Linked DNA regions of Homo sapiens: region 1 is linked to region 2. Evidence: read pairs that join two places in POLR2A ChIA-PET (ENCODE). Cell type or tissue: OCI-LY7. All regions are shown on one strand. Links, peaks and the distances in the headings refer to the core of each region. The heading gives the core; the rest is flanking DNA. Region 1 has its middle 3.2 kb from the start of KRT74. Region 2 has its middle 7.0 kb from the start of KRT77.

Evidence for each region. ChIA-PET counts read pairs that join two places held together with the same protein. Peaks named below come from ENCODE experiments on the same cell type or tissue, not always from the same donor. Only the 100,000 strongest peaks of a DNase experiment are listed, where the experiment ranks them.
Region 1: POLR2A ChIA-PET joins it to region 2 with 5 read pairs; 4 of 35 experiments call an interaction of 5 or more read pairs at or near these places.

What each region holds. Positions count from the first base shown.
Region 1 is chr12:52,574,391-52,579,767 of GRCh38, forward strand. No RefSeq gene overlaps it. Among named protein-coding and RNA genes, the nearest start is that of KRT74, 3.2 kb to the left of the region's middle. In OCI-LY7, for the core only: no CTCF peak of the experiment used is centred there; no DNase peak of the experiment used is centred there.
Region 2 is chr12:52,707,866-52,713,242 of GRCh38, forward strand. No RefSeq gene overlaps it. Among named protein-coding and RNA genes, the nearest start is that of KRT77, 7.0 kb to the left of the region's middle. In OCI-LY7, for the core only: no CTCF peak of the experiment used is centred there; a DNase peak (open chromatin) is centred at 3,116.

The sequences.
Region 1 (5,377 bases), core at 269-5,268, 130 kb before region 2:
GTCTAGCAGTGAAGTGGACCCCAGGAAGGAAGAGGAATGACTCTGCAGCATCTGCATGCCCCCCTAGCAGGGATATTGTCTAGGGCCTTCTGTGTTGGGCAGGGCCTGGGTGGTGGTGACCTTGACATTGCCTTACAACCATGAGAACCTTTCCAGTCAGCTGCATTTCCTCCAGTTGGATTTTCTCTCCTGGATAAGATTATTTGTCCTACTCTAGGAAGTCAGGCAGGAGCTGGGATATTAGCCCCTGCACTCCCTGGGGAAACACCCTATGGCTGAAGTCACCAAGGAACAGGACCCCCTGAGTTTCACTCCCAGGTTCAGGGTGGGCTGTTCTGCCAGTTTCCTGGCAACTTCAGGGAGCACTCAATTTTCAAACAGGAAGTATCACTGCTTTATAGCTCAGGTAGTGTGGGTACAGTGCAATGTTAAAAAATTATTTCAGGGCTGGGCATGGTGGCTCACACCTGTAATCCCAGCACTTTGGGAGGCCAAGGAGGGCAGATTGCCTGAGGTCAGGAGTTTGAGTCCAGCCTGGCTAACATGGTGAAACCCCGCCTCTACTAAAAATACAAAAATCAGCCGAGCGCAGTGGTGCATGCCTGTAGTCGCAGCTACTCAAAAGACTGAAGTAGAAGAATCACTTGAACCTGGGAGGCAGAGGTTGCAGTGAGCCTAGATTGTGCCACTGCACTCCAGCCTGGGCAACAGAGCAAGACTCTGTCTCCAAAAAACAAAAAAAATTATTTCAAAGCTAGGTATCTGGCAGCTGCCCTCATGCAAGACTCTGACCACTTCCTATAACTAAACTGAGAACACTTGGCTTGTTTGGATCCAGCCGAGGGCAGAAGACAACTGCTCCCACTGCTGGGGAGGGAAAAGGAGAAGCTGACCTGGGCAGGGAGCGTGGAGCTTAGGCCTGGAAGCTGCCCCGGAAGAATTTCCCCTTCACAGGGTGTTTTCCTCTCAGCCCCTGAGGTAACGGTGGAAGGTCCTTCCCCAGGGACCCTGTCTCGGGGGGCTTTCCCGGCAGGGCCTAGCCCTACAGCACAGGAGCATGTAATCGAAGGGGTTGCTTGTGGTTTTCTAAGTCAGGTTGCAAGGGCAGCAGCAGGGGTGCCGCCAGATGCTGGGTTTGCCGCCCTCCTGTGCTGGAGTGTGCAAGACAAAAAATGGCGTGAGTTCCTTAACCTGGGGGTGACTGTCCTAGGGCCCCAGCCACCAAGAAGCCTGCAGACCAATGAGAGGAATCTACACAAAGAACTTAAAGTAGAGCCAAAGCTCTGGAATGACAGAAAAGCATTATGAACCACGAATCAGAGGTGCACTGAGGAATGGCTCATCTTGATTAGGGTTTTTGGGGATCTCCAGAAGCCAGGCTTATATTCCCAACAACGCCCACTACAGGTGCTGGCTCAGAGTAGTGGCTCAGAGGTAGTGGGGCTGGAAGTATTCCTTATGGCAGTAGTAGCAATAGTGGTAGTAACATCATTGTATAATAGTGATGGTAGTAACAGAAAGTGTTAACACTTATTCTTCACTTCACATGTGCCAGGCATGGGATGTCTACATGGGATGTCTCACTTAACCCTCTTTAACTAACTTCATTTACAGTTGAAGAAACAGAGGAACTTACCCATCTCACTCAACTAGTAAGTCAGAGCTGGGCCGGAATTCAAGTGCGTCTGGTTTCAAAGTGCATGTTCCTGACCATCGTGTTATGTGATAGAGATGGAAGTTAGTGGCAAAGATGCAAAGACATTGTGGTACATGTGGCAGGCATGGCAGCTGTGGGCTGGGGACCTTGTGCTTGTGTTTCTGTTGTTTTTGATTCAAGTGTGACATGAGGAGAAGGGGAGGTTGTTGCTGAACTAGGGGCTTGCAAAGGGTAGCTGCTCAAGATAAGACATCACTCTAGGTTCAGAGAGAAAATCAGCCACAGCAAGGATGGGCAGGGGGAAGGAAGAGACTTGCTTTCATGAGCGGCTGTTTTATTCTAGAATCACCAGCAGCTGGCCCTTCATTGCCCGGCTCCGAGGGGAAATAATCATAGTTCTGGCTAGCTGAGTCTTTGCGCCACCACTGCCTGGCTGACTATGAGCCCCAATCTGATAGGAACTTCAACGAAAAGGCATTTACAAAGCAGAAAAGGCATGAGGCTAGATCTTTGAGGCTGGAGAAGACTTAGGGTAAACAAAAGGCAGATATCCAGGTGCCCAGGGAAATGCAGCAGAATGAATGGGGTCCATCCACACTCAGAAGTGATGGGCTGGGGAGGGCCAGGACTAAGGCTAGGGGTCCTGGCACCCTTTGTATTCATTACAAAGGGTGCCCCTGTGGGCTGGGCCCTGTGCTGGAGGCTGGCCAGTAAGGGTTGCTGACAGCGGTGGTAATGATGGTGGCAGAGTGGCTGTGACGGAGAAGGAAAAGGTAGAGGCAGAGTAGAATTTCCTGACAACAGTGTTGTGATTGTGGCCACACAGAAGCAATCCTCCTAATTGGTTCCTAGGGAGCTTAATTGCAGGGGAATTGCCTTTGGCCTATGCAGTCAGATCCCTAGAGTTCCAGCCTTCACTGTTTCGGATACCCTTTAATTAGTAATCACACACCACGCCCTGGTCTTTGAGTTCATTGGACTAATGAGTGTCCCAAGTCCTGAAGAGATTATTTCATTAAATGCATATAAAACTGGGCATCTACTGTGTGTTCAGCTCTATGCTAGACAGGGGGAGATGTCTGAGACACTCTCTTTCTCTTTTAGGAAGTTAATTGAACTGGAGGACAAACAATATAAACATACAAAAGTTGTTTTGCTGTTGTTATTGCTGTAGTTTTAATTCTACATGCCTATATTGGATTATGTGCTTGAACAAGTAACTCAGACAAGCTGTTCATTGAAATTCTGATCTAAAAAAAAAAGAATTTAAAAAGTACATGAAAATCTACTTTTTGCTTACCCTAAATCTTCTCCATCCTTGAATTAAAAAGAAATGGAAAAATAGAATAAAAGAGAGGTTGGGCTCTCTGAGGTAGGGGTTGCTAACTGGAAGGTCGGCCAGATTGGGCAGGTGCATGGGGCATCCCTGAGACACCGAGAGGCCCAGGCGGATTATAAAGGAAGGCTCGACTTGGGAAGCAGAGATGGAGGCAGAGATGGCGGCGCAGGCCTAGACAGTTCCCTTCTCCCTGTAGACAGTGTGGCATCATGCGAGGGTCCTGAGGGGAAGCAGTTTCACAGGGCCAATGCTTTCCGTTAAGGAATAGGCTCTGTGTTGCAAGAGGAGGGCTGTGGAAGACACAGGTACCCCAGGGAACCCAAGGGAGCTGAGTCAATTGGGCCATAATCTCTCATCATCTTCCTGGAGGATAAGAATCCCCTTCTGCAGAGCACCTCACCAGAGGGAAATAAAAAGCAGCCCCGTGAAAAATCCCAATGGCCGTAACCATCATGTCTGTAGTTTGAAGATGAATAGTGAATGTCATTTTTCTCTAGCCCTTTGGCCTTTGACTGCTCCTGGGCACAGAACAACAGTTGAAGGACCCAAATTCTGTAGATCAAGGTCATTAAAGAAAAGAGAAAGAAGGCCAGGCATGGTGGCTCACACCTGTAATCCCAGCACTTTGGGTGGCCGAGGTGGGCAGATCACTTGAGGCCAGGAATTCCAGACCAGCCTGGCCAACATGGTGAAACCCCATCTCTAATAAAAATACAAAAATTAGCTGGGAGTGGTGGCACTGCCTGTAATCCCAGCTACTTGGGAGGCTGAGGCAGGAGAATCGTGTGAACCCAGGAGGCAGCGGTTGCAGTGAGCTGAGGTTGTGCCATTGCACTCCAGCCTGGGGCACAAGAGCGAAGCTCCATCTCAAAAAAAAAAAAAAAAAAAAAAAAGAGAGAGAAAGAAAAAAAGAAGCTTGAAGGATTCTTGAGCTAACTTTGTGGGGACAAGACCTGGGGACAAACCACAGCACCTTAGCACTGGAAAGGACCTGAAACTGAGTTCTCTGATTTCCCTTTGAAAATAAGCTAAGTGCAGAAACCTAATACCCTCTGCCTGTCTGAACCGGTTTGAAAGGAGCCTGTTTTTCCATGCTAGTCCAAAGTTAGCTAGCCCAGACAATAGAGTTCATCTGCTTTTTCCCCATGTGTCTCCCAAAACCCTTCACTTTCCTGACATTAAATTTTCTGTGCCAGGAGTCCGATGACAGATGGGATATGCACCAGAGACATGGGCAGAACCCACTGCTGCAATCCCAGGCTGTAGACATGGCTTGGGGCCTAGTTGGAGTGGGTGTGGAGAGTGAAGCAGAAAGCTCTGTGTTGGTGAGTGGGGGAAGAGGAAACTCTAGGCACAGAGGAATAGGAAAAGCGCCCCAGGCAAGATGATAGGGATTATCTAGATACTATTTTGTAGAGTACTCAACTATCCCAGTTTTCCTAGGGCTGAGAGGTTTTCCAGAATGTCCGACTTTCAGTGCTACAGAAGTTCTGGAAAGTTCTGCACTGTTCTGGAAAAAACTGGACCCTTGAAAACCAGAACGTCATTCACCATATTGGAGAGCTCTGAGTACCCGACTCTCCAGTGGACCCTAAGGATCACTGAAGTCACGTCTACCAAGCTTGTAAAACTTAAACACTCAAGCAATCCCTGGTCTGTCTCCATCCCTACTAGACCCCCTTTTCCCCTCACACACACTCTTGTTAAATGAATTCCTCAGATTATGAGAAGAAAGCAGGTGGCTGGATGGCATCAATTTTTTTTTAATTCCAATCCCTCTCACTCAATGCCTATTCTGCTACAGGCACTGTGCTGAGTGAAATCCCAGACAGGCAGTCAGCATGGTCAAAATTCCCATTTCTTGGTGTCATATTAGTGTAGAGCATATTGTGCAGTAAGCCTCTATTTATTAAACACTTAGCAGAGGATGTTTAGTGACCTGAAACCTGGCAGTTTCCTTATCACTGCTAGTCTTATGGAACTTTCTACCTGCACCTCTCGGGGTAAACGTGGGGGAGCTGCATCTCTGCAGACACCCTTCTCTGAGTCTAGGACCTTCCCCACGTCTTCCCAGCATGGGTGTCTCCCTCCTCTCTGCTGCAGCCCAGCTCAGGAGGGGCATGCTCCACCCTTCCCACCTGGAGAGAGAAACATCAGAGCAGTTTAACCAAGTGGTTGCAGGGCCATATGGTGCCTTTATGCCAATCATGAGAAAAAGGCACCCCTTCCTCTGGGCAGACGCAGCCCTTTCCCAGGGTGCATGGCTGGATTTCAGCCTCTACTTCCCCCGCACTGAGACTTAGTGCTCAGCACAACCTGCACGCCCCTCCAGGGCTGCCCTGGTAGCTTGCCTAAGTCTTGGGGATGGGCTCACGTTCCAC
Region 2 (5,377 bases), core at 283-5,282:
TCGTGCCAAGGCCTAGAGAAAGGAACGGGCATGTGAGGGGGTGGGATGGGGGAGCCATGAAGAGGCCCCCTTGCCTCGAGGGAGCAACTGGGAAACCCTGAGGCCTGAGTTTGGCTTCGGTCACAGAGGGCTCCAGCAATGTCTTTGAGTGGAATTTGTTCAGCACTCGCCCAGGTTTCTATATACTGTCATGCTGAATGTGAAAATATTCCATTGTGATAACATAAAAAAGGAAGTCCCGGACAGCAGAGTTTAGGAAGCTTCTTTGATCTCTGTCTATGATCAGCTTTCAGCATTCAATGCCAACATTGTCATCTACCTCCCGTCAGCTGATGGCCCCTGCTGGGCTGTTGTCATCCCTTGAAGGGCTTGGGAGGGGAGGAGGGACACACCCACTAACTGAGCTTTTGGTGGAGGGTGATAGCTATGCTCTACTTCCTCAGAAGAAAAAAAAATGACTTAAAGTGAAGCACGAGAGATTTTGCTTGTCTCAAAGGAAGTGTTTCAACTCAGATCAATATTAGTGGGTAAATAATGTTCCTAGGACGAATCACTACCCCTAAAAGAAACTCCTCAGCTGGTTAGACTGCAGAGAGCAGCGGTTTCTAAACTGGCTCACACTGGAATCACCTAGAAAGCTTCAAAATCGCTGGTGCCTGGGCCCACACCTAAGGAGTAGAGTTTAATTGGTCTGGGGCTATGGTCTGGACTTTAGAATTTTTAAAAGGTGGTTTTAATGTGCAGCAAGTTTGGAGACCACTGACCTGGAGGAAACAGGACAAATGAAACAGCCTCTTTAGATTCCATTCAGTCTAAGGACACAGATAGGAGTAACAATCATTATCATAATAGTGAACTTCACCAGGTGATTTCCATGGACCATGCACTGTGCTGTCTATAACATGGAAGGTCTCGTGAAATCTAAATACCAACATCATAAGGAAGATATTCTTACTATGTTCATTTTGCAAATGGAGAAAGTGAGACTTGGAAAGAGAATCTTGTCAAAGAATACACTAATGAAAATAGTGGAATGGAGATTTGAACCCGCGCATTCCCACTTCAGAACCTACATGTATTGCAGAAGAGATGGGGTCGTTGGAGAGAGATGTGCCCGCTTCCTCCTCTCCCCACCTGCCACCTTAAAAGGAAAGTGGGAAGTTAGTTGAAGGCTGCAGCTCACCCAGCCCATCTCCCAGTTACTGAAACCCAGGGCTGCCAAGAAGGTGAGGCCCAGAGCAACTATCAGCCACCTGGATCACAGTTCCAGACAGCAGCGGGAAGCAGGGTTCAGAAGAGCTGCTGGCATGACCAGCAGGAGCAGCTCCCAAAGCTCTATCCCCCACCTCACCCTACATTTCCCAGGGTCTGGAGGTGGATATCACAGAGGTGTGTCAGGGGCGTGGGGCTGGAAAAAGGAAGGGAGAGAGACTCTCACTCACCAGTCCCCACCAAGAAGAGAGTGGAGAGCTGCAGCCCCGGTCTAGGAATGGGGGCCTTTAACCTCCTTGAAATGAGAGCCTTTTGACCTGTCGTCAGCACAGGGGAGGCAGTGATGTGACACATATCGGAGAGAAACCTATTGGAGCTGAATAGAAGCTGCTAGACTTGGCTTCCCCACCCTTGGCCCACTCTTCTTCCTGCGTAACAGCATCACAGCCAAACATATGATGGACGGTATCAGCCCAGTCCTTCATTTTACAAGGAAGAAATGGGTACAAAGACAGGGACTTGGCCAAAGTTACCCAAAAAAGTTGGTGGTGCAGATAGAATGAGAACTTGGCTACCCTCCCCCGAATTCAGAAAGAATAAGGAGGCCTATGTGAAATTCCCAGGTGCCTCTGTGCTCCTGCAGCCTGGGAGAGATGACTATATGGGGCGTTCCACCTTCAATCTCTAACAAGCCTGCACGCAGGCATGAGAAGGTGGTGCCAGGCACACAGGAACATCCCTGGTGAATCCTCTGATTTCTGGGTTGGGGTGTGTGTTTGGGGCAACACCTAGGGCCTTAAGCTCCTACTGAGGCCCAAAACTAGCCTGGACACCACTTTGACATCCCTTTAACTAGAATCTCAGTGTCTGCCTAGAGCATAAGAATCGGGCAGTCTCCTTCCTTCTCGGCAAACCCAATAGGTGCTTTTGGGCCTGGATATTGTCTAGAGGCCTCACTAAGGGCAGCTTGCAAATTCCCACGGCAAAGGTCCAGAGACAATATTGTGCCAAGCGTGTCAAAGCTCTTCCATCCAACATACTGGAAGTCATGACTATTTATACAATCATTTATTTATTTATTTATACAACCATTTATTTGTTTATAATTCACCCAGGCTGAAATGCTCACTGCAACCTCCACCTCCCGGGTTCAAGTGATTCTTGTGCCTCAGCCTGGCAACTCTTTTGTCTCTGAAGCAAAGGGAGCAGCTAGGCAGGTGTGGCCCCAAAGGAAAATAAGGCTACAGGTTAGACTTGGATTGAATTCCAAAAGAAACAGTGAGGTCCCAGCGGAGGAATGGTGCTGTCTGGGCAGAGAATGCTTCTATATGTTGGATCAAAGAGGACGGGCCAGTCTCAAGGTTACAGGGGTAGTTAGTGGTGGGGTGGGACCAGCATTCCAAGTCCCTGAGGGTAATATGAGACCTGCCATCAATTCCAGGTTCGTGTCTCACTTGACCATGATGGGAGAGATTACAGTGCTTTATAACCATAAGGAATTTGCAGTGTATTATTCTCTTCATTTAAAGAATAGACAGGTTCCTGAAACACTGGCCATAATTAGTAATGACCTTTTATTGAGCTCTTACAATGTGCCAAGAATTAAACAGATGACATGATTCCATCCACACAACTGCATTTTACTGATGACTTTTGGGTGAGGGGTCTGGAGGGTGGCTCAAGGTCACACACTCCTGGTAAGGAGTGGGCCCAGATTACACCTAGCAGCTGGGTTCCAAAGCCTGAGAGTTTCTTGCTGTACTATCTTATCTTCTGCTTTATGGGGCAATTTAGGAGGGCTTTGAGGTTAGGCCTTCTGGAGTTTGAATCCTGGTGCCATCCCTTCTAGTTACATGACCTTGGATAAGTTCATTCATCTCTCTGCGCTTTCATTTCCTCTTTTGTGAAGCAGAGGCCATAACACTGCCTACCTCACAGGGCTGTGAAGATTAGATGGGTTAATTCAGAAAAAGCTCAGCACATGTCAGGCAAATAACAAGAGATCATCTACTTTAGCAATTATTACATTATTACAAAAGTAAATTTCTATTAACCAAACTGCATTTTCCATCCAGCTTCCCTTAAATTAGAAAGTCACCATAAGCAGGAAACTGTGGCCCTGTAATATATTGTAAATCATATAAAAGATGCAGACAAGCTTTTCTTTAATCATCTATTTAAAGGAAGATGGCAATTTATTGATGAGTTTGAAACAAGCCAAAAGTATCTCCTCTGTCATTAAGCTAAAGGGCAATCTCTCCAAGCTGCATTCACTGCTTAGGAGGCACATGTGGGTTTGCTTTTTCTTGTTCATTTAGAGAATTTGTTCACCATAGAGAAAATTTCATAATAACTGAAATTTTGTACCCTTTAAGCAACATCTCCCCATTTCTCCCACCCCTACTTCCAACTCCTGGCAACCACCCTTCAACTCCATTTCTATGAGTTTGACTGTCTTAGATTACACATATAGTGAGATTCTAAGGTATTTGTCTTTTTTTTTTTTTTTTTTTTTTTGAGACAGGGCAGGGTTTGGCTCTGTCGCCCAGGCTGAAATATTCACTGCAACCTCCACCTCCCGGGTTCGAGAGATTCTCATGCCTCAACCTCCCAAGTAGCTGGGATCACAGGCATGTGCCACCACGCCCAGCTAAAATATTTGTCTTTCAATGTCTGGCTTATTTCACTTAGCATCATGTCCTCCATTTTTCTATGTTGTTCCAAATGACAAGATTTCCTCCTTTGTATGGCTAAATAATATCCCTTTGTGTATATATTCTACATTTTCTTTGTCCATTTATCCATCAACAGACACTTAGGTTGATTTCATATCTTGGCTATTGTGGATAAAACTGCAGTAAACATGAAGGTGCAGATATCTCTTCAAGATAGTGATTTAATTTCCCTTGGATATATACTCAGACGTGGAGTTGCTGGGTCATATGGTAGTTCCATTTTTAATGTTTTGAGGAACCTCCATACTGTTTTCCATCATGGCTGTACTGTACAAACTTACCTTCCCACCCACAGTGTACAAGTGTTCAACATCACTAACCATCAGAGAAACGCAGATCAAAACCACGATGAGACATTACTTCACAACTGTTACGATGGCTATATCAAAAAGATAAAGGATAAGAGTGAGGGCGTGGAGATAATAGCAAAGACTTGGAACCAACCCAAATGTCCATCAAAGATAGACTGGATTAAGAAAATGTGGCACATATACACCATGGAATACTATGCAGCCATAAAAAAGGATGAGTTCATGTCCTTTGTAGGGACATGGATGAAGCTAGAAACCATCATTCTCAGCAAACTATTGCAAGGACAGAAAACCAAACACCACGTGTTCTCACTCATAGGTGGGAATTGAACAATGAGAACACTTGGACACAGGATGGGGAACGTCACACACCAGGGCCTGTCATGTGGTAGGGGGAGGGAGGAGGGATAGCATTAGGAGATATACCTAATGTAAATGACGAGCTAACGGGTGCAGCACACCAACATGGCACATGTATACACATGTAACAAACCTGCACATTGTGCACATGTACCCTAGAATTTAAAGTATAATAATAATAAAAAAGAAAAAAAGAATGAGGGCGTGGAGAAAAGAGAATCCTTGGACAGTGGGCTTGTTTTTGAGAGGTGAAGCCATAGCCCCTCCCAGTGCAAACTGCAGTGGACAGTCCCCAGGCTTCCTGCTCTCTGATTTAGACTATCCCAGATAAGTGCTTCACCCTACAGCAGGAACATTCTCTGTTGAAGCTGTAGTTATGTGTTGTTTTTCTAGTGTGGTGAGCCTTTGGCTATCCCTCTTGGCTTTTTGTGTACTTAGCTAAGAGTTTCTCTGATCTGTTATCAAGGAGAATTGTCTCTTTCTTGCTTTCTCTGACAACCTTTCTCAGTCCCCCACACTAGTGAGCATTTTACCAGGAAGGCCACCATGCACGTATGCCTTTGCATGTTTGCTTATGTTTTACTTCTCCCACTCACATGCCCTAATTTGCAAGGGGCCCCCACATCCGGCACCAAACCTCTGTTTTATCCAAGTATTCCTGGATCTGCCTGTATTCTGTGCTCTCATCTGGGGTAGGGGTAGGGATGAGGGTGGAGGTGACCTGTTACCAAACCATTTGAAGTTCTTTGTTCTCATAAC